3 separate regions of the Homo sapiens genome follow, and regions 2 and 3 are each linked to region 1. Evidence: read pairs that join two places in POLR2A ChIA-PET (ENCODE). Cell type or tissue: OCI-LY7. All regions are shown on one strand. Links, peaks and the distances in the headings refer to the core of each region. The heading gives the core; the rest is flanking DNA.

Evidence for each region. ChIA-PET counts read pairs that join two places held together with the same protein. Peaks named below come from ENCODE experiments on the same cell type or tissue, not always from the same donor. Only the 100,000 strongest peaks of a DNase experiment are listed, where the experiment ranks them.
Region 2: POLR2A ChIA-PET joins it to region 1 with 5 read pairs; 2 of 35 experiments call an interaction of 5 or more read pairs at or near these places.
Region 3: POLR2A ChIA-PET joins it to region 1 with 5 read pairs; 2 of 35 experiments call an interaction of 5 or more read pairs at or near these places.

Annotation. Positions count from the first base shown.
Region 1 is chr5:151,189,216-151,199,261 of GRCh38, reverse strand. It overlaps CCDC69 (coiled-coil domain containing 69), which reads left to right. Exons shown (of 9, transcript NM_015621.3): 4 at 178-265. Among named protein-coding and RNA genes, the nearest start is that of CCDC69, 30 kb to the left of the region's middle. In OCI-LY7, for the core only: no CTCF peak of the experiment used is centred there; a DNase peak (open chromatin) is centred at 6,411; H3K27ac peaks cover 898 bases.
Region 2 is chr5:151,689,799-151,699,844 of GRCh38, reverse strand. No RefSeq gene overlaps it. Among named protein-coding and RNA genes, the nearest start is that of SPARC, 7.9 kb to the right of the region's middle. RefSeq lists an enhancer at 1-386. In OCI-LY7, for the core only: no CTCF peak of the experiment used is centred there; no DNase peak of the experiment used is centred there.
Region 3 is chr5:151,060,148-151,070,193 of GRCh38, reverse strand. It overlaps TNIP1 (TNFAIP3 interacting protein 1), which reads left to right. Exons shown (of 18, transcript NM_006058.5): 2 at 5,063-5,234; 3 at 6,447-6,581; 4 at 7,982-8,067; 5 at 9,799-9,876. The coding sequence starts at 5,099. Among named protein-coding and RNA genes, the nearest start is that of TNIP1, 16 kb to the left of the region's middle. RefSeq lists enhancers at 2,316-3,058, 3,059-3,801, 9,886-9,955. In OCI-LY7, for the core only: no CTCF peak of the experiment used is centred there; no DNase peak of the experiment used is centred there.

The sequences.
Region 1 (10,046 bases), core at 3,420-8,419:
TGCCACGCTTGCTGTGTCTTGGAAGTCTTGTGTCCTTTCTGGGCGTGTCATTCCCATCCCTCAGAGGAAGGGTTAGGACTCTGGTCACCAAGTTCCACGTAGGCCCAGGTGAGGGGATAAGAGATGCTGTGCTGATCCTGCTCAATCTCAGTCCTGCCCGGGACTCTCTGCCCCCAGGTGGAGAAGGAAAGGGAGCTAGAGCTTCGAGACAGACTGGATGAGCAGCAAAGGGTCCTGGAAGGAAAGAATGAAGAGGCCCTGCAAGGTAAGGGTAGAGATGTTCCACTGGCCAAGGTGGTGGGGGGTGCTTCCTTCTGGCCCCACCTGCCCAGTTCACCTGGGCACTCCCACTGTTCCCTCCCTGTCTGTCTGATCCACAAGCAATTGACTCAAATCTACAGGATCCTTGGCCCTAGAGGGTTGATGGACTTTTCCTTTGGGGCATGGATTTAAGAGGCTGGCATCAACCTTTCTTTTTCCTTATTTGAGAGGTATTTTTTTCTTTCCATTTAAAAAGCAATCCATATTTATTAAGGGAAATTTGGAAAACCCAGACAAATAGAAGAATTTTTAAATACACATATTCCATCCCCACGATGATGGTAGCTCTTATTTATTGTTAGATTGATTATTTTGAAAAATGACTTTCTTTCCTCTTATATCACCAAAGGTGATCATCACAGAAAATTTGGAAACTGTAGATTAGACAAAAAGATCTTACAGCACAGTGGTTAACGTCTCATTCTTGGCTGGGCATTGTGGCTCACGCCTGTATTCCTGGCACTTTGAGAGTCCAAGGTGGATAGATTGCTTGAGCCCAGGAGTTCAAGACTAACCTGGGCAACATAGCAAGATGCTGTCACTATTAAAAATAAATAGATAGATAGATAGATATCAAACTTTCCAGTTTGGTAAGATAGATAGATAGATAGATAGATAGATAGATAGATAGATAGATAGATAGATAGATCAATCTCATTCTCTAGAGCTCCAGTCCCTGGGTCTAAACTTCAGCCCCACTGCTTACCAGCTCTGTAACCTTGAAGAAGTTACTTTACCTCCCTAATAGGTTGTTTGTAAGAATTAAACAATTTAATGATAGATAGACCGAGATAGAATTTAGAACAGTGCAAGTTACTTAGCAATAATTCTTAGCACTGATTTTATTATTGAGAAAATTTAAATCATAATTCCACCCAGAGTTAGCCACTGTTACCCCTTTGAAATAGATTCCTTCCATTTCTTTTTCTGTAATATACATAGAATATACATCTATACACACACACTTTGGGGTGAGGAAGTGAATTATTTTTTCCACTTTGTGTTGCATTAGCATCCTGTCATTAAACTCTTCTATACCAAGAGTTTTAGTAACTACATAGCATTCCAATATGCACCCTTGTTCATTTAACTGAGTCCCTTTGTTAGGCATTTAGGTAATTTCAAGATTTTTCTCATTGTCTATAACAGCAATGATACTTACATAATCAACCCCGGTTTTATAACATCTTTGTCACATTCATGATTTCAGCATTAGAATAACATCCTAATAGAATTGGTGTGGTAAAGTTTATGTATATCTATTTTTTATTTTGGTAAAATAGACATAAGATTTACCATTAGTGACATTTAATACATTCACAGTGCCATCACCCCAAAAGGAAACTCCCACCCACCGAGCAGGCACTTTTTTTGTTTGTTTTGTTTTTGTTTTTTTTGTTTTGTTTGTTTGTTTGTTTGAGACAGGGTCTCGCTCTGTTGCCCAGGCTGGAGTACAGTGGCACGATCTCGGCTCACTTCAACCTCCGCCTCTTGGGCTCAAGCAGTCCTTGCCCCTCAGCCTTCTGAGTAGCTACAGGCGCGTGCCACCATGCCCAGCTAATTTTTATATTTTTTTGTAGAGATGGGGTTTTGCCATGTTTCCCAGGCAGATCTCAAACTCCTGGGCTCAAGTGATCCGCCCACCTCGGCCTCCCAAAGTGCTGGGATTACAGGCATGAGCCATTGTGCCCAGCCTAAGCAGTCACTTCTTATCTTACCACTAGCCCCTGGCAACCACCAATCCACTGTCTGTCTCTATGGCCTTGTCCATTCTGGACACGCATATAAACGGGATTGTATAACCCACATGATCACCCACATCTGACTTCTTTCACCTTGGAATGTTTTCACCTTGAAATGTTTCCAGGGCTCATCTGTGTTGCAGCATGCATCTACACTTTGTTTCTTTTTACGGCTGGGTAATTTGCCATTGCACAGACACACCACACTCTACCCATTCATCATCAGTTGATGGACACCTAGGCTGCCTCCACCATTTAGCCACTGTAAATAGTGCCACTAGTACAGGCACCTACTTGAACAGCTGTTTTCAGTTCCCCCTGGGTGTACACCCAGGAGAATTGCTGGGTCATACGATCATTCTGTGCTTAACTTTTTGAACAACTGCCAAACTGTTTTCCACAGGGGCTGTACCACTTTATGTTCCCATCAGCAACCCACAAGAGTTCCAATGGTGGCACATCCTTTTCAACACTTGTTATTTTCTGCAACACCTGTTGCTATCCTAGTGCACATAAAGTGGTTTCGCATTGTGGTTGTGATTTGCATTTCCCTAATGCCTAATTCTGTTGAGCATCTTTTCATGTGCTTCTTGGTGACTTGTGTATCTTCTCTGGAGAAGGTTATGTATATTACTGATGTTACTGAAATTGACCTTGAAAATGCTTTACTGATTTTTCCTTTCATCATGAGTATTCGCATGGCCTTTCCCCAGAATTATTTATCTTCTTAAAACATGGCTGTGGCTGGGTGCAGTGGCTCACACCTGTAATACCAGCACTTTGGGAGGCCGAGGCGGGTGTATCACAAGGTCAGGAGTTCGAGACCAGCCTGGCCAACATGATGAAACCCCGTCTCTACTAAAAAATAAAATTAGTCTGGTGTGGTGGTGTGCACCTATAATCCCAGCTACTCAGGATACTGAGGAGGCTGAGGCAGGAGAATTGCTTGAACCCGGGAGGCAGAGGTTGCAGTGAGCCAAGATCTCACCACTGTACTCCAGCCTGGGTGACAGAGCAAGACTCCATCTAAAAAACAAAACAAAACAACAAAACACATGGTTGTGATTATTTTGTACGTAAAAGTGTATATCCTGTTCTTTTCATTTAACATTGTATCAAATATGTTTCCAAGTAATTATGCTGCTACTAAAATGTTTATAAAGGCAAGACCGTAAAGTACATGGCTTTCCTTATTTCTTGTGAGTCTAGACCTCTAGATCTCAAAACAGCTTTTGCATAATGTTGCCGGTATTTCACATTATGTCCTTAGATTTACCCAGATGGAATAACTAGAACAGAGGTCTGAATGATTTTAAGAATCTTGAAACATATTGCAACATTAGCACACATTATTGCAAACATTGTGAAATGGAATTAAAGTCCTTGCCTGGAAATTGAAGAATTGTGGTTTTGTGGGTGTGGGTGTGTGTGGGTGTGTGTGTGGGTGTGAGTGTGCGTGTTTTTTTTTTTTTTTTTTTTTGAGATGGAGTCTCACTCTGTCCCCCAGGCTGGAGTGCAGTGGCATGATCTCGGTTCACTGTAACCTCCGCCTCCCGGGTTCAAGTGATTCTTCTGCCTCAGCCTCCCGAGTAGCTGGGATTACAGGCACCTGCAACCACGCCTGGCTAATTTTTGTATTTTTAGTAGAGACAGGGTTTCACCATGTTGGCCAGGCTGGTCCCGAATTCCTGACCTCATAATCCGCCTGCCTCGGCCTCCTAAAGTGCTGAGATTACAGGCGTGAGCCACCTCGCCCAGCCGAAGAATTGTGTTTTAATAATACCATACCCTGTTGAACTGGGGCTATCACTCAACCTCCTTGAATCTTGGTTCAGTTTCTCTATCTCTAAAATCTACCTTCTGTACCTCACAAGACTTTATGGGAAAACAACTTTATTCTCCAAGCATTGCTTTGATATTATTTTTAGCGTTACAAATATATTAATAAGAAGAATTTCCTACTGTAACACCCAGGGGAGAAGAGATTGCCTGTCTTGAGTTTTTCCCATTAGTCAGAATTCTTCTATAGTTATTTTTAAATTGTTTGGCACATACTAAGTGCTACATAAGTCTATAATGAATGAATGAAAGCACAGGATGGTGGAAATATATGACATTTTATATGTATGGGGAGAGGTACACAGATAACCAGGAGAGACTAGTGGTGATTTTCCACATTCGATGACCCTTTGCTGTCTTTTTTTTATTTTTTAAATTATCATATAGTAAAATTGACTCTTTTTGAGGGGATGTGCATTTTCATAAATTCTAATGCATGTATAGATTCTTTTTTTTTTTTTTTTTTTTGAGATGGAGGCTCGCCCTGTCACCCAGGCTGGAGTGCAGTGGCGTGATCTCGGCTCACTGCAACCTCCGCCTCCCGGGTTCAAGCAATTCTTTGCCTGAGCCTCCCGAGTAACTGGGATTACAGGCACGTGCCACTATGCCCAGCTAATTTTTGTATTTTTAGTAGAGACAGTGTTTCACCATCTTGGTCAGGCTGGTCTTCAACTCCTGACCTCGTGATCCACCCGCCTTGGCCTCCCAAAGTACTGGGATTACAGGTGTAAGCCACCGCGCCCTGCCGCATGTATAGATTCTTGTAACCATCGCCACAATCAGGATACACAACAGTTTTATCACTCCCAAAAAGCCGTCTCAAAATACCCTTGTATTCACATCCTTCTCCCACCCTAACCCCTGGCAATTACTGATCTGTTCTCCATCTCTGTAGCTTTGTCTTTTCTAGGCTATTACATAAATGAAATAATACAATATGATTTTTTATATTGGCTTCCTTCATGCATCACGATGCCTTTGACATTCATTCCAATTGTTGCATATCTCAATAATTCATACATTTTCATTGTGGAGTTATATTCCATTGTTTACTCATTCACTGTTGCAGGACATTTGAGGCAATTATGAATAGAGCTGTTCTAACATTCATGTGCAGGCTTTGTGTGGACATAGGTTTTCATTTATCTTGGGTGAATACACAGGAGTGGGATAGGTCATATGATAAATGTATGTTTAGCTTTATGAGAAACAGCTAAACTGTCTTCCAGAGTGACCACTATTTTATATCACCATCTGTGATGTATGAGTTATACCGTTGCTACTTCATGCCAATACTTGCTGTCACTGGTTTTTTATTTTAGCTGTTCTAATAGGTGTGCAGTAATCTTCACCATAGGTTTAATTTACATTTCAATAACAACTCATGTGCTTATTTGCTGTCTACATATCCTCTTTGGTCAAATGTGTGTTCAGGTCTTTTTCCCATTTAAATTAACTTGCTTGTCCTTACTGTGGAGTTTTGAGATATCTTTATATATTTTGGACAAGAGTTCTTTGTATTTGCACATATTTTCTCCTAGCCAGTGGGGTGATTTTTTTCATTCTGTTAATAATGTCTTTCACAAAGCCAAGCTTTTAATTTTGATAAAGTCCAATTTATTTTTTTCTTTGATTATACTTCTTATGTCATGTCTGTGAACTCTTTGCTAAACCCCAGGTAACAAAGATTTTCTTCAATGTTTTCTTCCAAAGCCTTATGGTTTTATATTTAGATCTAAGATCCATATAATCATGTGGTCTTTCTTTCTCTCTCTCTTTCTTCTTTCTTCCTCTTTTTTCCCTCTCCTCTCCTCTCCTGTCTTCTTTTTTCTTTTCTTTTCTTTCCAACAGGATGTCACTCTGATGCCCAGGCTGGAGTGCAGTGGTGCTATCTTGGTTCACTGCAGCCTCCACCTCTGGGGCTCAGGTGATCCTCCCACTACAGCCTCCCAAGTAGTTGGGACTATAGTGCACATCACCATGCCTAGCTAATTTTTTTTTTTTTTTTTTTTTTTTTGTAGAAATGAGTTTTTGCCATGTTGCCCAGCCTGGTCTCAAACTCAAATGAACCACTGGCCTTTCCCTCCCAAAGTGCTGGGATTGCAGGTGTGAGCCACCGCATCTGGCCTGGTTTTTCTTTAGATGGTTAATATAGTGGATTACATTTGTTTGAGTTTTCAAATATAGTTATCCCTAGGTATCCATGGGGAATTGATTCTCGGACCCACTTTGGATACCAAAATCTGCAAATGCTCCAGTCACTTATATAAAATGGCGTATTATTTGCATATAACCTATGTACATCCTTCCATACATTTTAAATCATCTCTAGATTCCTTATAATACCTAATACAATGTAAAAGTAAGGTGAATAGTTGTTAGACTGTATTTTTATTTGTATTATCTTTTATTGTTGTTTGGTATTTTTTATTTTTATTTTTTCAAATTTTTTTTATCCACACTTGGTTGAATCTGAGGATGGGAAACCTGCAAATACAGAAGGCTGACTGCATTGAACTAGCCTTGCATTCCTGGCATAAGCTCCACTTGGTTGTGTTATATTACTCTTTTTATGTATTGCTGAATTTGATCCTCTAATGTTTTACTGAGAATGTTTGTGTCTATGTTCATGAGGAATATTGGCCTGTAGTTTTCTTACACTATCTGGTTTTAGTATCAGGATAAAGCTTGCCCCATGTAGTAATGTCCCCTCATCTTCTCTTTCTGGGAGAGATTATATAGAATTGGTGTTATATCGTTTTTAAATGTTTAATCGAATTTTTCAATGAAATAATCTGTGCTTGGGCATGTCTTTCAAAGTGTTTAACAACAAATTCAATTTCTTTTTAATATTTAAAGGAATTTCAGGTTATATACTTCACCTTGGGTGAGTTTTGGTCATTTTTTTTTTTTGAAGAATTGTTACATTCATCTAAGTTGTTGAATCTAGGTGCATAGGATTGTTCAGCATATTTCCTTAATATCATTTCATATATCTGCTGTGTCTGTAGTGATATTTCATTCCTGATATTGGTCATGTGTATGTTCTCTCTTTTCTTTGTCAGTCTTGCTTGAGGTTATCAATTTTATTAATTATTTCAAAGAACCAGCTTTTGGTTTCATTGATTTCCCCACCCACCCCCCTTATTTTACCATTTTCCATCTCACTGGTTTCTGTTATTTTCATTTCCTTCCTTCTGTGTGCTTGCTTTATATTTGGTTAGCTTTTTTTTTTTTTTATTTCTTTTCATTCTTTTTTTTTTTTTTTTTTTCCTGAGACAGGGTTTTGCTCTGTCTCCCAGGCTGGAGTACAGTGTCATGATCATAGCTCAGGGCAGCCTCAAACTCCTGGAATCAAGCAATCTTCCCACCTCAGCCTCCTGAGTAGTTGAGACTATAGGTACCCCACCACACCTAGCCAGCTAATTTTTAAATTTTTAACAGAGGCAGGTCTCTCTATGTTACCCAGGCTGGTCTCAAATTCCTGGTCTCAGCAGTCCTCCTGACTCCGCCTCTCAAAGTGCTGGGATTACAGGTGTGAGTCACTGGGCCTGATACCTTTTCCTGATTTCTTCAGCTTAGAATATTGATTTGAGACCTTTCTCCTTTTCTAATATAAACATTTAAGCTATAAATTTTCTCCTAAACTCTGCTTTACCTGCATCCTACATATTGATGGTTTTATTTTCATTTTGTTGAGTTCAAAATATTTTCAGTCTTATTTTCCTTGAGACTTCCTCTCTGGCATTGAATATGTGGAAGTGCATTTCCAAGTGTTGGGAGATTTTCTGGTTCTCTTTCTGTTATTTGATTTCCAGTTTGATTGCATTACAGTCAGAGAACATAGTTTGTATTTTGCTGCTTTTATAGTTTGTTAAGGTTTGTTTCATGACTCAGGGTATGGTCGATCTTGTTTCATGTATACTTGAAAGGAATGTGTATTCTGCTATTGTTGGGTTGAGTATTTTAGATATAAATCAATTAGATAAAGTTTGGTTAATGTTAGTATTCAGTTCTATATTCTTGCTGATTTTCAGGCTGTTTTATGTGGAATGCTGAGGAGTGTTGAAGTCTCCAATTATAATGCATATTTGTCTATGTCTCCTTTCAGTTCTTTATCTGCAAATCATATAGCTACTATGACTTTCTTTTGATTAGTGTTTCTTTTTCCACCCTTTTACTTATTACCTACCTATAACATCTATTTACAGTGGGTTTCTTGTAAATAGCACGTAGTTAGTTGGTGGGTGGTTTTTTTTTTTAATTTCAACTTTAATTTTAGATTCAGGACACACATGCAGGTTTGTTACACGGGTATAGTACATGATGCTGAGGTTTGGGGTATGAATGATCCCATCAGGTGGGTTTTTAAAAACCCATTCTGACATACTCTGTGTTTTATTTGGTATGTTTAAGCCATTTAATTTACTGTTGTTATTGATAATGTTGATGTTCATAATGTTGGGTTGAAGTCTACCATTTTAGGATGTGTTTTCTGTTTGTTCTCGCTGATCTTTATCCTCTGTTTTCCCTTTCCTGCTTTTTTTTTGAGTATTTGAACATTTTTTAGTGTTCCATTTTAACTTATTTATTGTCTTTCTTACTGTATCTCTGTATTTTTTTTAATGGTTACTCTAAGAATTACAATATACTTAACAATCTACTTAGAGTTCCTTTTTTTTTTTTTTTTTTTTGAGACAGAGTCTTGCTCTGTCACCCAGGCTGGAGTGCAATGGCATGAGCTGGGCTCATTGCAAACTCTGCCTCCTGGGTTCAAGCGATTCTCCTACCTCAGCCTCCCAAGTAGCTGAAATTACAGGCACCCACCACCAGGCCCAGCCAATTTTTGTATTTTGGGTAGAGACCGGGTTTCACCATGTTGGCCAGTCTGGTCTGGAACTCCTGACCTCAGATGATCCACCCACCTTGGCCTCCCAAAATGCAGGGATTACAAGTGTGAGCCACCACGCCCGGCCTGAAATTGCTATTTTACCACATCTAATGGAATGTAAAAAGCTTACCGTCATGTAGGTTCCTCTGTTCTCTCCCATTTTTGTTACATTTATCTCATGTATTACATCTACATACATCTAATGCCCCATCAGACAAGGTTATAATTTTTGCATTTAATCATCAATCATATTTTAAAGAGCTCAAGGGAAGAACAGTCTATTGTATTTACTTAGGTCTTTACCAGTTCTGTTACTCTTCCTACATTCTTGAAGTTTCAAGTTTCAAGTTTCCCTCTGGTTTCATTTGAAGAATTTCCTTTAGCAATTCTTTTAGAGCAGGTTTGCTGGTGATGAATTCTAAGTGTCCTTCATCTGAGAATGTCTCGATTTAATCTTCTTTCCTGAAGGATATTTTCACTGCATATGGGATTCTGGGCTTTTTGTTATGGTTTTGTACTCCAAAAGAAAGCAGGAAAGAGAAAACAGAGGATAAAGATCAGCGAGAACAAACAGAAAACACATCCTAAAATGGTAGACCTCAACCCAACATTATGAACATCAACATTTTCCAGCAGTTTTTAAATTTTTTTCTTCTGGTCTCTAAGGTTTCTAATGAGAAACACACAGTTATTCAAGCTGTTGTTCCCTATATGTAGTGTACCATTTTTATCTGGTTCCATTCTACACCTTTTCTGTGTCATTAGCTTTTGGAAATGATGTTGTCTGGGTGTGGATTTCTTTGGGCTTACTTTGGAGTTCAGTGATCTTCTTTAATCTGTAGGTTTATGTTTTGGCAAGTTTGTGGAATATTCAATCATTCTTTCTTCAATTTTTTTTTTTTGCACTGCACCCTTTTTCCTCTAATTCTTTGACTGTGATGATAGTAATGTTAGCTATTTGGGCATTATCTTACAGGTCTCTGAAGCTCCGTTCATTTTTTTTTCTAATCTTTTTTTCTCCTCTATTGTCCAGATCAGATAATTTCTATTGATCTATCTTGAAGTTCACTGGCTCTTTCTTATCATCTCATCTCCATTCTGCTATTGATTTCACCTAGTGAGTTTTTATTTCACTTATTATACTTTTTAGTTCTAAAATTTCCTTTTGGTTCTTCTTAATAACTCTATTTATTTGCTAAGACTTTCTATTTTTCTATTATTCCTAAAAGTATATTCACTCTTACTTTCCTTTT
Region 2 (10,046 bases), core at 2,749-7,748, 500 kb before region 1:
CCACCACATCCAGCTAAGTTTTATATTTTTAGTAGAGATGGGGTTTCGACATGTTGGCGTGGCTTGTCTCAAACTCCTGACCTCAGATGATCCACCCGCCTTGGCCTCCCCATGTGCTAGGATTACAGGCATGAGCCACCATGCCTGGCCTCTGTCTCTCTCTTAATCATGGCAGACTCTCAGTGTCTGTCTCTCCCTTCCACTGTCTGACTCTGTCTGTCTTCCTTTGTCTCCTTTCTCTGTCTTGATTTAACAAACTTATTTTAATCACTTTCCCTTAGGGGTTGATCATGAGCCAGGACCTGCACCAGGAGCTACAGGGAGAGGACAGAGCTGAATCCAACATGCCCTTGACACTCTTTGTTTCTTTGCAGAATTGAAAGGAAATCAAATGGAAGTTCTGAGTGCTGGGAGAAGAGGAGCTGAGGGTGTGGGGACGTGGCAGGGAAAGGGAGGGCCAGCAAGCTGCAGTGGGCTGGAGTGAGCTCCCAGCTTCGGCTGGCTGGGCGGAGATGATTTCACACCACAAAAATGTCTGAATCAGGAGAATAACCTAACTTGGGATGGGGCTGGGAAGCGAGCCGTTCAGTGGGAGACGGGGGAGCTGGAGAGCTCAGCATTGGGCCAGATGGGGTGGCTGGCTATGATTTGTCCTGACCCTTGGGTCTCCCTAATGATCTTAGGAAAGAAACAATTCTTCTCCCATGCTGCAAGTGAAAGGGCAGAGTCCAGCCTCTAGAGAGATAGCAAGATAGACTTAGGGCTGCAACCCTGAAGAATCATGAAGTCTCTGCCAGCAAACTCAGGGATTTGAGTAAGGAATTCAGGGGAGGGAGAGAAGCAGGAGACAGAAAGAGGAGGAAAACACTGAATTTAATGGTCAAAAGGCCTTTAAGTTACATGGCCTCGTGAGTTTCAAGCATTTTATTAGCTGCAGAATCCTCGTTTACAATTAACATAGCAAAACAACAGCTGCCTCTAAGGGGTTCTCAGGAGGATCTGAACCCCATCATCTTGGTTCTCATCACCCACTGCCTGGAAACTATAACTTAACCCAATAGCCTCATTTTACAAATGAGCAAAATGGCTGGGCACAGTGGCTCACGTCTGTAATCCCAGCACTTTGGGAGGCTGGGGCAGGTGGATCACTTGAAGTCAGGAGTTCGAGACCAGTCTGGCCAACATGGTGAAACCCTGTCTCTACTAAAAATACAAAAATTAACTGGGCGTGGTGGCGGGTGCCTTTAATCCCAGCTACCCGGGAAGCTGAGACAGGAGAATTGCTTGAATCCAGGAGGCAGAGGTTGCAGTGAGCCGAGATCACACCATTGCACTCCAGCCTGGGCAACCAAGTGAGACTCCATCTCAAAAAAAAAAAAAAAAAAAAAAAATGAGCAAAGTAAGGCCCAGAACGAGAAAAGGATTTGCCCATATCATTTAATGATTGGGTGAGGAGCCCAGGTCTCTCGAATCCTTGTCCGGTGCTCATTTTGTTTATCTATCTATCTATCTATCTATCTATCTATCTATTTATTTTTGAGACAGGGTCTCGCTCTGTTGCCCAGGCTGCAGTACAGTGGCATGATCTCAGCTCACTGCAACCTCCACCTCCTGGATTCAAGTGATTCTCATGCCTCAGCCTCTTGAGTAGCTGGGATTAGAGGCATGCACCACCACATCTGGCTAATTTTATATTTTTAGTAGAGAAGGGGTTTCACCATGTTGGCCAGGCTGGTCTTGAACTCCTGACCTTAGGTGATCCCTCTGCCTTGGCCTCCCAAAGTACTGGGATTACAGGCATGAGCCACCGCACCTGGCAGTTTTTTTTTTCTTTCAAATAGGGTTTCACTTTGTTGCCCAGGCTAGAGTGCAGTGGCAGGATCACACCTCACTGCAGCCTTGACCTCCTTGGGCTCAAGTGATCCTGCCACCTCACCCTCCTGACTAGCTGGGATCTCAGGCCCATGCCACACCAGGCTAATTTTTGTATTTTTTGTAGAGCCAGGCCTCCCTGTGTTGCCCAGGCTGGTCTTGAACTCCTGGGCTCAAGTGATCTGCCTGCCTTGGCCTCGCAAAGTGCTCGGATTACAGGCGTGAGCCACAGCACCTGGCCTCTGGTTTTTCCTTTCGGGGAGATGCTGGGCTAATAGATGGAGTCTCTTCCTCCAGCTTCGGGGTGGACATAGGGACTGCCAGCTGCCTGCCTGCCCAGAGTGACCAAACTGAAAGCTTCCAGCAAGCAGGCTCGAGTCTTCCGTGGCTTCTGCTTGGATCTTGGAACTCTCCCCCTTCCCACAGAGCCCTGGAGAGCTTGCGATGCTCTGGGTCTTTGGATAGATCACCCCCTCTCTCCAGGGTTCATTTTTCTTCACCTGGAGAGCCAGTGGGCTGAAAATAAATGAGTGCATTCCAAACTTTTTTTTTTTAATTAACGAAACCGCCTTTGGAAATGAAATCTTACAAGACTATACTTTCAGGGATTATTTGTATAGTTCGTTACTAGAGAAGTTTCTCTGAAACGTAAATTAAAATTTTATTAAAAATTAAAAAATAAAAACAAAGTACAAATAAAAATAAAAAAGAAATGAAATTTTAGACAAAAGCCCAATATTTCAAACAGACAAAGGCAGTTCTGTCGTGGTTGAAGCAAGGACGGACGAGGGGTCTGAAGATCCGCCTCCTTGGCCTTCTTTCTGTCCTCTTAAGACTGCTGCATGAAACTCCCAGAGCTCCACAGAATGCAGTTGGAAACTGACATGGGAAATCTCGAAGAATCATGACAAGAAGCTCCTGTCTGAGGAAAGGTACAGGAGCCAGGAGTGGGAGAGATGACATGAAGCCGCAGTGCTGGATCAGCCTCAGATGACAGTGAGGGCTGCCTTGTCTCAGGCAGTGGAGAAGAAGAGACGGGTGGGGGAAGGGGATGGGGCTGAGCTGCTTAGTCCAGATCGCCCTTCCTCGTCAGCCATCTGCCCCAGCCCAGAGACCCCAGAGGACGGAGCGTTCAGGCTACCTCTCAGGCTGACTGAGTCATGCAGCATAGGCTGCCACGTCTCTGGGCTGGCGGGGCCGTCATTATTCCTGGCCTCACTGCAGCTAAATTGAAGAAACGTTTGGTTTGTGGGCCACGTCAAGGAATGTGTAAGAGCTGCCACGTTGTCGGGTCTGGGTTATTGGGCTTTTCCCCTCCTTCAGAGAAGATTTCCAGGCGTGTGGGTGGGGTTTCAGAAGAAAATTGATGCCTGCGTGTGAGTGTTCCCTGGACCTGGACCAGCAGCGGCAATATTACAGACCCGGGGGTTGGGGCAGACTGAGCCAATCTGGTGCCGAGCTCCTCCGACCCTCCCCAGAGCAGCAGGGAGCCCTGCACCGTCAAAGTTATGGATACAGAGCCCTGGAAAAAGGCTGAAGGGCTGTGAAACCAATAGTACAAATCTTTAACCTTTGGAGAGTGATTGGCCACATCAAGAGCCGAAGGTGTTTTCTCAGTGTGGTTTAATAAAAAGAGCAGTAGGTCGAAGAGTTAGTTAGCTTGAGTCAAGCCCCAGCTCTGCTATTTATTGGCCGGGAGACCCAGGCCAGCTCACTTTACCTTTCTGAACCTCAGTTTCTTCTTCAAACGAGGGTGTTGGAGCAAATAAACATTCCCCCAAGGAGTTTGTTAGGAAACGAAGTTCTGTGGAATGCATTAAAAATTCATGAAAAAGAGGACTCTGTGATAGCTTTAACAGAGTTCAACAGGTTTCTTTTCAGCAGACATTTTCAGAGCTTTTAAGGTTTCAAGGTGCCTCAGGAATATCCACGAGGAAGGTAGTGAGTGCTGCATTTCACAAACGTGCTTGAACCCAGGGTCCCCCTATCTTTCTGGAATATGTTATAGGACTAATATTTTGTGAAACACACTTTGGAAAATGTTGAATTAGATAATCTACTTATAAGATAGCTGACATTTATGAAGTGCTTCATTCATGTAGCAGTGGGCCAAATGCGTTACATATATGATCTCATTTAATCCTCACAAGCACCTCACAAGAACTTTACACTTGAGGAAGCTGAGGCTGGAGGTTGATAACATGCCTCAAGTCTTCTAGAGTTAAATAACTTTGACCCAGGACCCAAGCCCAGAGTTCTGACTCAAAAACTAGGCCTCCTAAACATCCTCTTATATTTGCTGACTCCCTAAAATCTATGTTCACTTGAATCTTACACTGACTTTGTACCCAGGAGAGTGAAATATTTTAATCATGCTCATTTTACAGATAAGAACACTCAGGTTTGGAAAGGAAAAGTGAGCTGCTTAAGGTCAGAGTATAAGCAGGGCCTCAGGGCACAGGTCCTACTAAGGGAAGAACCCAAATCAGAACTCAAATGAGTGCTTCTTTCTCCTCGGGTGATGCTATGGTTGGAACATGTACCCCTAAAAGCATGTGTTGAAAACTTAATCCTCAATGCAGCAGTGTTGGGAGGTGGGGCCTATCGGGAGATGCTTAGGTCATGAGGGCTCTGCCCTTACGAGTTGATTAACATCAATTAGGGTTTGAGGTTGCAAGTTCTATCTCTTGCTCTCTTTCTCTCCCTCTCTTTGCCCTTCTACCATGGCATGATACAGCATGAAGACCTTTGCCAGATGCTAGTCCTCAATCTTGGACTTCCCAGCTCCAGAATCATGAGCCATTAAATTTCTGTTTATTATAAATCACCCAGTTCCAGGTATTCTGTTATAACAACACAAAAACAGACTAAGACCAGTGGGTTTGTGTCAACATGTCAACATGAAAAGGTGCAGCCAACGCATTATTAACATTTGTCACCTCAGTGGAGAGGGAGCCTCTGTGAGAAGGCGGTGCCTTGGTAAACTCTTACTGGGACCCTGGGTGGAGGCAGTGGGTGCAGTGGAAAGAGTCTTGACTGTTAAGAGTTTGGGAGCTTTCATTTCAGCCCCACCATGGGCCAACTGTGTGACTTTGGGCAAGTCTGTCTGTCTGCCCGCCCAAGCCCAAAATGGGCTTAGTGAATCCTGACCTTTCTACTTTGTAGACTAAATGTGCCACTCAATAAGATTAGGGTGATAAAAGTCCTTTGTGGGCCAGACACGGTAGCTCACGCCTGTAATCCCAGTACTTTGGGAGGCTGAGGTGGGCAGATCACTAGGTTAGGAGTTCAAGACTAGCCTGGCCAACTTGGTGAAACCCTGCCTCTACTAAAAAATACAAAAAATTAGCCAGGCCTGGTGGCACACGCCTGTAATCCTAGCTACTCAGGAGGCTGAGGCAGGAGAATTGCTTGAACCCAGGAGGTGGAGGATGCAGTGAGCCAAGATTGTGCGACTATGCTCCAGCCTGGGTGACAGAACGAGACTCCGTCTCAGAAAAAAAAAAAAAAAAAGTCCTTTGTGAGCTACAAAGAGCTAAAGGAGAAACCTTCAACTGCTCAGTGGGTGTGTTGCAAGTGGGGAGGGTGCTGAGGTTAAATTTCATCTTCCTCTGTTTGGCCTTGGCCTGGTTGGTGGATGCTCTGCTTCGGGGACCCAGGGCCAGATGACAATGGGTTCTTTGTGCCCTTCAGACAATGGGAAGGGCTGCCTGGGGAAAGATACAGTAACAAGGCAACAGGCTGAGTCAGCCTCCAATGTGCTTGAACCTTCTTAGCTTGGCAGCCTTGACATTCAGCCAGCCACACAAAGGGTATATTTGAGAGTTCTGATACATAATCCCCATCCCAAAGAGGTCAGCCTGCCCAGTCCCTCCCTCCGGAGATTTGGAACAGGCCAGAGCTGGCTTCAGCCTGGGAGAGAGAGGCCCCAGGCCTAGCTGTCCACACTGTAACCTTGGGCTCTTTAAACCTCAATTTTCCCAGCCACACATGGAAAATCTGGGATTGAATAGGGCTAAAGGGCCCTGTCAGTTCTAAGCTTTGAAAAAATAGAAGCGATCCAATCTGAGCTTGAAGGATGAATGGGTTTGGGTTTGGGGCCAGTGGGGGCAGGGAGGCAGCCATGGCCAGAAGGGCAGAATGGGCAGTTGAGTACCTGGGGAAGTCATGGAGAGAGGGCTCTGGAGTGGAGCTACCTGTGTGTGTTCCTGGCTTCTCCACTGTGGGACCTTGACCAAGTGATTTAGTTCTCAGAACTTTTCTTTACTCATCTTTAAAATGAGAATGGTAATTGTACCCATCTATGGTAGACAAAGTAATGGCCCCTCCAAAGATGGACGTGCCCTAATCCTCAGAACCTATAAACAGGCTATCTTACATGGCAGAGGGGGCTTTGCAGATTAATTTAAGGATTTAAAGGTGGGAAGATTATTTTAGGTTATTTAGGTGGGCCCAATGTAATGACAAGGGTTCTTAAAAGTTGAAGGCCAGAGGGTCAAAGTCAGGAAAAGATGTCAAGGCAGAAGCAGAGTTGGAGTGATGTGCTTAGAAGACAGAGTGAGGGTTCACAAGCCAAGGAATGAGGGTGGCCTCTAGAAACTGAAAAAGGTAAGAAAATAGGCAGGGCACAGTGGCTTATGCCTGTAATCCCAGCACTTTGGGAGGCCCAGGCAGGCAGATCACCTGAGGTCAGGAGTTTGAGACCAGCCTGACCAAAATGGAGAAACCCTGTCTCTACTAAAAATACAAAATTAGCCAGATGTGGTGGCACATGCCTGTAATCCCAGCTACTCTCGAGGCTGAGGCAGGAGAATTGCTTGAACCCGGGAGGTGGAGGTGGCGGTGCGGCAAGATTGCACCATTGCACTCTAGCATGGGCATCAAGAGTGAAACTCTGTCTCAAAAAACAAAACAACAACAACAAAAAGGTAAGGAAACAGATTCTTTCCTCAACAGATTCATCCTTCCTCCGGAAGGAACCCAACGACACCTTGATTTTAGGACTTCTGACCTCCAAAACTATAAGATAATAAATTTGTGTTGTTTTTAAGTCACCAAATTTGTGGTAATTTACTATAGTAATGATAGAAAAACAAATATTCTGCATAAGTGTTGTTGAGTTAAATGAGATAATGGACATAAAGTGTTTTGCCCACCATCTGCTTTGTAATATTGAATATGATTGTCTGCCTTCTCAGTTTAGTGACAATTGCTCCAATGAAACCTGGTCCCTCATGGGCCCTCAAGTTCTCCTATGTAAGTTTTGTTGAGTTTTTTTAACCCGAAAGGCTCACTCAGGAGTTATGACCTGGAGATCTGAACTGCTGAGATCCCGATGCTGTTTTTAATGCATGGCCTTAGGGGATGTTTCTTTGTCCGGCTTTTATTTGTTTAACTTTATGCTTGGTTGCTTTCCTCCTTGCCAGAAGCCAAATCCACAGAGCCTTCCTGCTCTATTTCCAGAGTTCAGACCTCTTGCTCCCTGTGCAAGTATTCCTGTCCCTGTGTAGGAATAGTTTACCTGGCCCCAGTCCAGCTCCCAGAGATGGTTCATCAGGTGGTCCATAGGCTGGTCTCAGAGCTAGTGACAGAGTCTCTGGAGTCAGTGAGCAGAAAGACAAGCAGGTTCTTGGTGTGGTTAAGAATCTGGTTTTTAGCCAGGAGTCAGGAGACCTGGTTTTGAGCCCCAGCTTCCCTGAGTGATAGAGGCCTCAGTTTCTCCATATCTACACTATAGGTTCTAATCCCTACCCTAACTCTTTCACAGGACTGCTGTGGCATTCACTGAGATAGTGGACAAGAAAGTATGTTGAAGTGGCTAAAAGGGTGTAAAAAGGGTAGGAATGAACAACAGGAAAATGGAGGAGAAAAGGACGAGGAAGAACGGGAGGAGATGGGAAATCTCCCCCAGTAGGTAATTCTAGCCACACTTTCAGTTACTTGAAAAAGCCAAGCTCTCCTCACATCAGGGTTTTGGTGCTTGTTCTCCCCTCTCCTTGAGTACTCTTCTCTCAGCCCTTCTCATTGACTCATGCTTCAACATCTTCCTCATCTTGCCTCCTCCAAGATGCCTATGCTAATGACCCTATCTGAAGTCATCCTCCATTGCTTTTTCATTTCATCTTCCTTGTTTCTTCCATAGAACTGATCACAACCTGAAATGAGCTCACGGCCTGCCTTCACCTATTGGAATGTAAAGTGCAAGAGGGCAGAGCCTTGTCTGTCCTATTTATTGCTATATCCCCAGTGCCTGATGCAAAGCACAATAAAGACTGAATGAACGAACGAGGTAGCTGATGTACTGGGGGTGTACGGAGCCTGGATGGCAGGCACATGTGGACATTTCCCAGGCAGTCCCTTGAGTTCTAAGGCTGTGGCTGGGGTGCTAGGTCAGGAGGGCAGGATCAGGGTAAAGTGAGAAGTGCCTAGAAGAGCATAGCTGGAGAGTGGTTGGAGAGGGCAGTGGGCAGGCAGCAGGGACCCCAATATACTGATGGATTGCTTTACAAGATGAAAAGCTGATTCAGCCTAATGTTGGATCAGCAACATTCTTGACTCGGGAGAGGGGTGTATGGTCTGAAGTCCACGTATGTCAGAGCTGGAGAGGAGTTGAGGGGGAAGTAGCGTGCAGTAGTCAAGCACTTGGGCTCTGGTGTCCCTTAAACCTGGATTTGAATCTCTGATTTACCATATACTTGGTGCATAAGCTTGAGCAAATTATTGATATGAACTTCATTTTCCACATTTATAAAATGGGAATAATAACAGTTCCAGATTTATAAGAGTTAAGTCAGACAATATATGCAAAGAGCTTAGCAGGTGCTTGGCACATAGTAGGTGTTTAATAAATGCTGGCTCTTATTACTACTATTCTGCTGTCCAACCTATTTTATAAATGAAAAGGTGTAGGGTCAGGTACAATGGCTCATGCTTGTAATACTAGCACATTGGGAGGCCAAGGCAGGAGGATTGCTTGAGGCCAGGAGTTCAAGACCAGCCTGGGCAACCTAGCAAGACCTTGCCTCTATTAACACAATTAAAAAGAAAGAAAGAAAAGGTGTAGTTCAGAGGGGCAGGGATGGGCCCAAAGTCACTCAGTGACTCAATAGCAGAGTGGGACTCACACCCAGGTCTATCACACCTGGCTGCGTTGTGCTTCTCTCCCTTCCTATAAAGCCCTTGGCAGGTGGCAGGAAGACCAGCCTTAGTCCTAGTGGTCTTCCTTTCTAGGTCAGAGTCATCCTTGCTTCAGAGGCTCCTGTTGCCCCAGGATGCTTTTTTTTTTTTTTTTTTTTTTTTTTGCCTTTTGAGGTGGAGTTTCACTCTTGTTGCCCAGGCTGGAGTGCAATGGTGCTATCTCAGCTCACTGCAACCTCCGCCTCCTGAGTTCAAGCAGTTCTGCCTCAGCTTCCCAAGTAGCTGGGATTACAGGCGTGAGCCACCAAGCCTGGCTAATTTTGTATTTTTAGTAGAGACGGGGTTTCACTATGTTGGTCAGCCTGGTCACCGAACTCCTGACCTCAGGTGATCCACCCACCTCTGCCTCCCAAAGTGTTGGGATTACAGGTGTGAGCCACTGCACCCAGCCATGTGCTCTTATCCTTAGATATAAAACCTACCAAGTTTTCTTTCTGGGAGTGATTCTGGCTCAGGGTGTCCCCACAGAGACCTGGAAGTGGCCCTCAGGAGGGATCTCTCTTCCAGAGCTTCAGCCCAGCCCCAACCAGACTTCCACTTCCTGAACTGAAAGCCACATGGGAACACCAGCCAAAAACTGGGAAGAGTTCCACTGGTTCATCCTCATCAGAATCATCATTTTAGTTTATGAATAAAAATACAAAGCTTCTGCTAATTTTAGTCCCATAATGCCTGGGAGCTATAGCAACCAATCCTATAAAAATATACATCTGTCCGGATGGCAAAACAGATATGTGGAGAGTCCACCAGCACCCTGTATTCAGCAGCCAAAAGCACTTGGCTTTTGAACCAGGGTGAGAGGCCTTGGGGGGTCTTTATTTATTTATTTAGAGACGGAGTCTTGCTCTGTCTCCAAGGCTAGAGTGCAATGGTGCCATCTCGGCTCACTGCAACCTCCGCCTCTTGGGTTCAAGCGATTCTCCTGCCTCAGCCTCCCATGTAGCTGGGATTACAGGCACGTGCCATGATGCCCAACT
Region 3 (10,046 bases), core at 5,047-10,046, 130 kb after region 1:
TATACACATATTGTTTCATTTAATTTCTTTGATCTTCTATCAGGTAGGTTCTATTATTACTCCTGCTTTACAGATGAGGCACCTGAGGCTCAGGAAAGGTGAGTGGCTGCTCCAGGGTTTCACAGCCCACAGGGTGGACAGAGCTGAGGCTAGTGCAGGTGAGGCCCCCTCTCAGGCCTCGTGTTCGCAAGGTTGGCCTTGAGCACTTTCCCTGTGTGGACCTTTCTTCCTGCCTCCAAGGCAGCGATGTTTCCATGGTGCTGGCTCTCTCTCTTTCCTCAGCTTGCTGCTAGCTCCTGAGACTTGGGTCTTCTTGATCCTGAGGCCAGCTTTAGCCATCACCCGGTTTCTGTGTGGCCCATGCTCCTCCCCTTGCATGTGAGGGAATGAGCCCATGGTTCCATACACAGCAGAGTAGACACTAGAATAGACCTCTCTGACGTTCTGTTCTGTGCCGTCTTTCCTGGAGACCCCTTCCCTATACCCCCTCTGCCAGCCCACCTGCCAGCATCCCTGGCAGCCCTCACCTCTGCTGGGGAGGTAGATGTTGGCCTCGATGACCTTCCACCTCCCTGTACCAGAGATTTGCTTACACTTTTCCCTCTGGGCCAGGGAGGGCATCACCTGCTCCAGGGTTGCAGGGATAGCTGGCCCCAGGATGCAGCCAGTGACCAAAGGCATTAAATTGGGCTGATTAAGTCCCCAAGCTGGACTTCAGTTTCCTTATCCATCAGGCAGGTATCAGCCCTGCCTTCTTCCCAGGGCTGTTGTGATAATCAGATGGAAAAACAATGCTTGGGACACTATGAAGTATTTTGCAAATGTTAGTGGCTATGCAAGTGAATATCATTTGGGGGGTCTGGGACCACCCCCCTACCCAGCCACCAGAACACTGCTAATGGGAAGATAATCTGACAGACCAAAGCATTTCAGAGCAAAAGCTAGAATGTAAATTTAATTCTGAATGTAGTCTTTATCATACCCCTCTCTTTCTGGGGTAAGGCTGAGAGTTGAGCCCTGGGGACTACTGCCTCCCTGCCACCCACAAGTGCTTGCCTGCTAGTGGGTGGCTCCTTCGGTTTCAGCAGCATCACTTCCATCTTCACGGTCTGTGGTTGTTGCCTGACCTGCCGTCTGTCTGGGCCCCTTTCTGCCCCCAAACTGGGCCTTTCTGGTTCCAGCGGGCAGCCCCAGGGCCCCTCTGGGGCAGGCTGTGGAGGCCCCGCTGGCTGAGGTCTTGTTTTGGAAGAAAGTCTGCGCTGGCTGCTTCTATACCACCAGCTGTTTCTGGTTTGGGCAAGCGGGGCTGGAGTCCCACTGCTGGTGGAGCACCTGCTGATTTGTAGTTTGTGGAACCAGGCCAGGTGGAAAGAGACTCTGAGAAGATGTGGTGGGGGCCTGTGGTGTGCCATGGGATTGCTGGGCAGGAAGGGAAATGGAGGATGGGCTGTGGGCAGCCTGGAGGGAGAGCAGGGATCTTCTGGTCCCAGCTCCATCCTGACTCCTTTGTGACCTTGGCCTTCCCTGCTCAGGGCCTTGCCTTGCTGCACTGCCTGTGCCGTGAGTGAGAATCAGATGAGCTCATGCCCGAGGACTCCTGGGCTCTGAACTCCAGATACTGCCACATGGAGGGGAGTGGTCAGTGCTTCCTTTTCCCCTTTGAAAACATCCTCGTGGTTTGTGGACAGCAGAGGGGAGTGCATGCCATCGTCATGTTCGAATGCAGCCCCTCATCCATTGAGTGTTTCTGGGTGCATCTCTCTCCCACCTGATAATGCAGGATTCGCCTCATTGCCCTTGGAGAGTCCCCTCCAGCTCTGTCATCCTGAGAATGAGTCCTCTCTCTGGGAGAAGTTATAAAAACCTCATTGATCAGAGGGAGAGTTCCCGTCTGCCCAGTGGTCATCCAGGGACTGCCGCTGACCATCTGGGCATGAGGTCAGCAGAACTTGGAAATTCCCTGTTTCCCTCTTTGTCTTTCTTTCCTCCAGAAGTCCAGGCCCTCCAGGGGTGGCTCCTCTGATCTCCAGAGAGGGTTTTCCCACAATAGGATATTTCTCCTGCGTCTCCTCTGCCCACTGCCTTTCTTTCTCCCCAAGCTCTGCCCCCTGAGGCTAAAGTAGGGGAGCATAGCTCTGTCTGCCCACTTTTTGTTTCCCATGAACCCCTTTCCCGTTGACTCCCCAGCGCCAAGAGAAACTGAGTGTTGCGTGTTTTGGAGGACGTGGGGTGGGTTTCAGTTCCCACATCCTGCATCCTGCTTTGTCCCTTCGCCTTACATCTGGGCCTCTCTGAGGGAGCATGGCTGGCCCAGCCTGGATTCTAGAAGTGTCTGGGCGTCCAAGTGCGTCTGGTCAGTGGGTCAGGGTTAGGCTTTCTCTGGGATGTTGGACATGGCCTTGCAGGAGGCGGGGTCGGGGTCAAGGGCTTGTTCCCTTCAGTCTGACTTCTCTGAATTCAAGGTTTACCGAGGCCCTACTCTGGGCCACTCTGAAGATACCCTGGCACACAGGATGGACTTGCTCCCTGTCCTCATGCAGCCTCTAATCTACAGGACAAGGCAGACATTGAGTAAGAAATTCCCCATGCCTTCATGTGGTGTTGACTGTGAGTTCCATTTAGGGTGAATGCATAATGGTGGACAAGAACCAGGACACTGCTGCCTTTGTCATGCAAGGTGGCTCCAGGCCCCTTGTAGCCCTCTGTTTCACTGTTCTTGAACTCCAAGCAGCTCTCAAGGAAGGCCCACCCTCCTGTGCTCCCGACAGGAATACAAAGATGTGCAAAGTACGCTCCTGCCTCAGGAAGTTCCCAGCCAGATGGGCAATGCCCGCACCAGTCAGACACATGCTGTACCAGGTGGCAAGCCTCGTGAGGACAGAGGCAAGCAGAGGGGAAGGACCCCCAATGTCTGCCAACATTTTTGAGTACTTTACTATGTGCCAGTTCCAGTGCTAAGTGCAGCCCCCACACTGTTTCTTAGTTCGGTGGAAACATCTGCACTTTGTGCTATGCTGTAGAACACTGACCTTTCAGGTTAAAAACAAGTCACCCCTAAGCCGGGTGATGACTTGTGATGGGAGTGTGGGTAGCTGTCCTTTGCCTCGCAGGCTCAGCAGGGCGTGGGTGCCTCCCACACGGTGTATTCATCTTGTATCTGTCAGTCTTTGGGAGAAGGGGTCCTTCTCATCAGAACTTTGTTTTTCTTTCTGGCCCATTCCATCCTATGGACGCTCTTGGACAAGTCCTTATTGGTTCTTATGCTGCAGGGCAAGGGAAACTGCCCAGAGGTGACCTGATAGCATGGTGCTGCCCTACAAAGAGATTTGAACTCCCTGTCTGCCCCTCTGGCTCTGTGTCCTGGCTGTGTGAGTATGGTGGGGGTCAGAGTCACAGCAGGCAGGGCTGACTTTGCATCTTGGCTCTTATTGCGGCCGGGTCATCGTGGCTGAGTTACTTAACCGCCCTGAGCCTCAGTTTCTCCCTTGTAAAATGCAGATGAGATTAGTATGCATGTTAGAGTTACTGTGCAGCTCCTCCAAGATTGTATATCTGAAACATTTAATGCAGTGCCTGACAAGGAGGCGATTCAAGCATGGTGGTGTTGCTGTTAATCCTTTCTCACTCTGATCTTTCATTTACATTCTGGGAGCAGGGTGGTATGGTCGTAGTCACCTGGCAGCGCCAAGGACCCACGGAGCATGGTGTGTGGACTTGGGAGGGTCTTTGAGGATTCCTGATGAAACAGTTTTTGTCTTGGGGGTGGTGACCTTGGGAGGAAGGTGCCGAGCCCCCAAACCCTTCTGAGGTCCCCAGTGAAGGCCTTGGCCCTTTCATGCTGGAGAGCTATTTGGAGGGCTGGAGGCTGGCTCGGTGTTTCAGCCTTAGGGCCTCTGCCCTTACTGTTCTCTCTGCAAAGAATGTTCTTCCTTCAGATGTCTTCATGGCTAGTTCCCTCACCTCTTTCAGGTCTTGGCTAAAATAGCTCCTTATGCTTGGGGCCTTTTGTGCATAGACTTTTTGATTACCTGAAATATTGTGTTCCCCACCATCCTCCTCTGCTTTCACCCCTAGACTATAAGCTCCATGAAGGATTTTTGTCTGTTTTATTTGCTGATAATTCCTCAGCACCCAGACTGGTGCCTAGCACGGAGTCGATGCTCAATAAGTAATTGTTGAATGGATGAGTGAATGGACAGAGAGCTTCTCTACTAAGCCACAGAGTTAGGATTCTAAAATCACCTTTCCAACTGGTTTCAGTGACATAAAGCAGATGAAACTGAACAGATTACTAAAAAAAAACCTTGGTGCTCAAATAGACAGTGGTTTGATGAAAAATTCTTCTGTTCCTTAGAACTGCAAGGGACAGACCATATATGATATGAGACTCACGGAGGAGGGTGACAGTGTATTAAATATTAGTCAGGGTGTTTTTTTCTTTTCTTTTTTTAAAGAAGATGATACACATATAAATGGAACTTTGGACTGGGTTGACTTGCTTATCCCTTAGGGTACAAGCATTTCACTTTAAAGATTACTAAATTAACTTAAGACTTTCATTTCCCTCCCTCAGAGAGGGGAAGGGACTGCCCATAATCCCATAGTAAATTAATGCCTAGACCATTAATTGAGTAAGTGTTTATTGGGCAAAATTCATAGCTAATACTGTGGTAGGCTCTGAGGATGCAATGATGGGTAAAACATATGGGATTCCTGTTCTTCTGGACCTCACAGACAGGACATGAACTCAGATTTTTTTTTTTCCAAGTCCAGGTTCTTTCTTGTATCCCACATTGCACCCTACTGTTTATTTGGACTCCTGTTCCAAACAAGCCAACAGTGCATTGAGGCTGCTAAGAGAAACTAATGCCATTCTAAGGTTGTATTAATAGAGGCAGAGCGTCCAGATAAAAGGAGGTGACTGTCCTGCTTTACTATAATATGGTCAGACCAGCTTAAAGTGGGGGACTGCCTTCTGGGGCATTGACAGACTAGAGCTTCTCTGCAAAGGATGCCCCCATGGCCTGGCCAGCCTGCTGATATGCTGCTGTTGTCCTTACAGCCAGGCGGGCACCACGGCAGGGGCTGAGCTACCCTCATGGAAGGGAGAGGACCGTACCGGATCTACGACCCTGGGGGCAGCGTGCCCTCAGGAGAGGCATCCGCAGCTTTTGAGCGCCTAGTGAAGGAGAATTCCCGGCTGAAGGAAAAAATGCAAGGGATAAAGATGTTAGGTAAAGCAGACCCTGTCCCCTCCCTGCGAGCGCCCCTCCCTGCAGACTGTGATGCCAGTCCCTCTACTAGCAGTGGAGAATGAAGCTGGCATATGCCTCTGCCCAAGTCATCCCCTGTCCCTCCTGGCCCAGCGCTGGCTCCTGCCTCACAGCTGTCTCTATGCACCATGTAGCATGGTGACAGTATTCCCAACCCTGATTCCTCAGCACCCGGAAACCAGGATGACAGGACTCAGGTCCAAGAGGGAGGCGTGGGCTAAGGGAAAGGGGGCTGGAAGGCCCAGTTAATGGCCATGGAACTAGAGTGGTCTCCTCTTTCTGGGGCACGAGAGATGGGGAGAGCCAGCATGACCAGGCAACTGGGGCACGCGTTCCTAGGTGTTGGAGCAGGGAGCAGAGCTTGGCTTGAAGCAAGGAGGTGGTAGGTCCCTCAGTTCTCTTCTCCTGGCTCTTGCTCAAGCCATCCCCACTTTAGAACAACCCCACCTCCCTCCACACGACCGACGGGCCCTGTGCATCAGCACCCAGTTGCTGTGCCCCCTTCTCCTCCAGACAAGGCTTTCATTGATTTCCCCATCCAGAGGGGGCTCTCTTTCTTCCACACTCCTGAAACTCTTCCTTTGCCTTGCCGTGCCCTTCTCTAGTCTCATGTTTTAGAGGGGAGCATAGCCCCCTGATTTTTAAAATGCTTTCTCCTTGCTTGGCAGATCCTTGCTTGGGATGGCCGACTGGGGAGGGAGGAGTGGTTTCCCCATCTCCACTTGTAGGAGAAGGAAAATGGAGGCCTAGAGGGCTGGTTGGAATTATCCAAGGTCTCCGCCCTGCAGGCAGCCCTTTGCCCTGGTGGCTCAGGCTGTGGGTAGCCCGTAGGGTGGGGGAGCCCCTGGCTTTCTGTGGAGTGCCCTGGCTGGGTGTGAAGGGAGTGGGGCAGAAAGAGAATGCTGGGGGTTGGGGGAGCCGAGGAGTTTCTCATAGATTCCTTCCGCTCCTGTGTCCCCCGATTGCTGGGCCCTCGTCCTTGCTCTAGCCTGTTTCTTATGGTGGACCAGCATGGAGTTTGTCCCACTTGGCCCACAGAGCAACGGTGGGAGTGAAGTCCAGGGCCTGGAGCCTCAGAAGCCAGGCGGCAGCACGGTTAGGGGCCTGGGACGGGGAGAAGCAGCACACTGAGCCGAGTAAATGCTTTTGCTTCCTCTTCCCCAATAACTCTAGGGGAGCTTTTGGAAGAGTCCCAGATGGAAGCGACCAGGCTCCGGCAGAAGGCAGAGGAGCTAGTGAAGGACAACGAGCTGCTCCCACCACCTTCTCCCTCCTTGGGCTCCTTCGACCCCCTGGCTGAGCTCACAGGTATAAGAGGAGTCTGGGTACCTCTGACTCTCCCTGTACCCCAAACTGCCCAAATCCTTCACAGTGAACTCCCTTCTTATGCCAAAACCCACATTCTCTCGTTTATCCTTAGGTCACAGGCTACCCTTCCATTCATGTTTTGGCTGCCACATCCCCCAGAAGGTCAGATTTGGAAGGGACTTCAAAACAATCTTGTTAAAAATAGCCAGTGACTCAGCACTCCTGAGGCCCCAGCAGACATGAGTAATAGATACAACAGTTGACTACATTGCAGTCCTGTGGCCTTGGGGTCTTTATCAGCATATTTAATATTTAATGAGCAGCTACTGTGTGCCAGGCATCGCACTCCAAGCAGCTACTCCCTGTCACTTGGAGCTGGCATATGAGTTGGAAGCTCCCTGGTCGTGCCCTGCGCGTCCATTTTACAATTAGGGAAGCTGAGGCCCAGGGAAGAAGCTGGGCTTGCCTGTTAGCCTGCTGCAGCGTATTTCAGATGTAAGGTTACGTGTGCTGCCCATTAAAGGACAGGGTGACTGTGGCTCGGGGTTGAAGTCCCATGTATGGTAGAGGCATCACCATGCGTACAGAGTGTGCATTACTCTGGCATGTCTCCAAGTCCAGGGTAAGGTCTGGGACCAGGATGGAAATGATCCGCACCTCAGCTGGACTCAGATGCCTCCTGCTGCAGCTCTACTGTATGGTATCTGGCCCAGGCCAATGTGACAGCCTTCTATTGGCTGGTGGTTGCATTTGCTGAATGGACAAATGGAGGAAAGTGATGGTCTCAGAGTCCACTGTGCTGCAGTCAGTGGGCATTTCCAGCCTCTGCTTGTCTATTCAGCAATGTTCCTGAGTTCCTGATTGGTGCCAGGTCCACTCTCAGAGTGAGAAATGAAGCTACCTTCAAGGAGCTCCCTGCAGCAAGGACTGCAGGAAGTCAGGGAGGGAGGGCCAAGTCTCAGTCCTGAGTTTGCAGTTGCTGGCTATGTGGCTGTGGGCAAGTTGATGACCTTCCCAAGCCTCAGTGTCCTGACCTTTAAAATGGGGATATGGGGCTTTTATGAGAATGGCTGGGATAATAGATACATAAAGACTTTTCAAATTGTAAATCATTGTCTTTATCATTGAGGCCTGTTCAGGGCAGCAAGGAGCAGCAGCCAACTTGGGATTTTCCCAGTAAGCCCAGGGAGCATGGTCTCTCTGCTCAGGCTCTGCCCCGTCACTCCAGGGCAGGCCATTTTCTCAGACTACCTGGCCCTGATGAGACCACCTCCCATTCTCCCACACTCGAGTGGGGAATCCTGTCTGAGAACCCTTTTGTCAAGGGCTGTCCTTGAGAGGGTGGTACCTGGGCTTCTCCCCTTCCCAGTCAGTTCATCTGTGCTTTCTTGATTCTCCAGGAAAGGACTCAAATGTCACAGCATCTCCCACAGCCCCTGCATGCCCCAGTGACAAGCCAGCACCAGTCCAGAAGCCTCCATCCAGTGTAAGTTTTATTTGGAGTCATGGGTGGAGGTTGCCTGGATGGACCTCAAGTCCTACTGACAGATACAAGAACATGAAGAAAGAGGGTTGAGGTCAAGAAACTGTGTTCCGTCTCGCTGGGTGATATTGGGCAAGTCCATCGCAAACTCTCTGGGGCCTCAGCCTCCCCATTTTGAAATGAAGGTCATAGTTAAAACTTACCAGGAAGACCCTGGTATGTACAAGGAATTCTTCTCACTTACTAAGTTGTATACTGTTAAGTATCACTGAGTGTGCACAGTGCTAGGAAAACAGACAGATGTGACATGGAGCTCACATTCTCAAAGAGGGCTCAGAAACTATCTTCTACAGGCTGGGCGCAGTGGCTCATGCCTATAATCCCAGCACTTGGGGAGGCTGAGGCAGGAGGATTGCTTGAACCCAGGAGTTTGAGACCAGCCTGGGCAGGATAGTGAGACTCCATCTCTCTAAGAAAAAAAGTAGTCAGGTGTGATGGTGTATGTCTGTGGTTCCAGCTACTTGGGAGGCTGGCTGAGGCAGAAGGGTCGCTTGAGCCCAGGAGGTCAAGGCTGCAGTGAGCCATGTTGATGCCACCACACTCCAGCCTGGGTGACAGAGTCAGACCCTCTCATAAAAAAAAAAAAAAATCTACAGATTTGGCTGGAGAAGTTTTGCTTGGTATCCTACAAGGGATTGCATAGTTCAGCATCCTTATCCTACAGATCAGGTGCAGGGAAAGAAGGACCTGTTCTGAGGTTACACGGGTAATGGGGAAAATGTAGATGGAGGAGGGAGACTTTCTAGGGCAGGGCCAAGAGCCAGAGGTGAGTTCTTGGTGGCCATGAGGGTCAGCTGGAAGCTGAGCACTGACTCCTCTCATCTATCCTGCCCCTTTCTGGGATGAAGGGAGGCTGCAGACCAGGTTTAACGGGACATGGAAATCCCAGATCCCAGAGCTAATGGCTGGTTCAGGTGGGCCATTGGCTTCTTGGTTGGTTGAATGACCAGTAATTCTACTAGGAATGACGGAAAGATGTGAAAAAATCTGGGATTTCTTGGCCACCGTGGATTTGGTTGAATCCTGAAATAGTCTCCAAATTTGGTGAATCATCTCTGGGACTTTTCTCAGATCAGTTCACTCCTCTGGGATCTCCAGGACTGGCTTGGGAAGGCCAGCACAGGACATGCTTGGTGGTGGCCGTAACAGCTGCCATCTGTGTTCTGGGAAACCGATCAGAGACGTCTGGGCCTAAGAGACAGCTCTGGGGCCGTGGCAGGAATGCTGGATCTGCAGTCTTGGGTTCAATCCCTGCTTTTGCATTAACCAACTGTATACTGTAGTTTCCTCATCTTTCCAAAGAGGATATAACCTTCTGACCCACTCCATGGGTCACCCTGAGAAATAATGGAGCTCATGAAAGCATTTAAAAAGTACACGGCCTTAAAAAATGCAATCCTACAGTGCTGCTGGTTCAAGGTCAGCTAGTCCCACATCTCCCTTCTACAAAAGAGGATTGGCCATCGAGGGGATATGACCTCACATTATGCAGAGGGCTATGACAGGCTTGTCGAGAATCCTGCTTTGTGATCTCATGTGAGATGATATGTAACGGTCCCTGTGTACTCAAAATGGGAAGAGATTTTGTCCCCCTTGCTGCTCTCAGCCACAGGGCCGCAGAGGAGGGGTGAGCTGTTTTTCTCTCGGGCAGCACCTAACTTCCTTTCTGCACAGGGCACCTCCTCTGAATTTGAAGTGGTCACTCCTGAGGAGCAGAATTCACCAGAGAGCAGCAGCCATGCCAATGCGATGGTGAGTGGACGGGCAGGACCCCGGGCTTGACCTGCTGCCCTCTTTGTGTCCTGTCACTTGCTACCATGTGAGAGGCACAGAACCTGTTCAGATCCCTTAGGTACCCTGGAGTCACTTGGGGATACACGAGGGGCAGGAGCAAAGGGTGCTTCTCGCTCACATATGCAAAT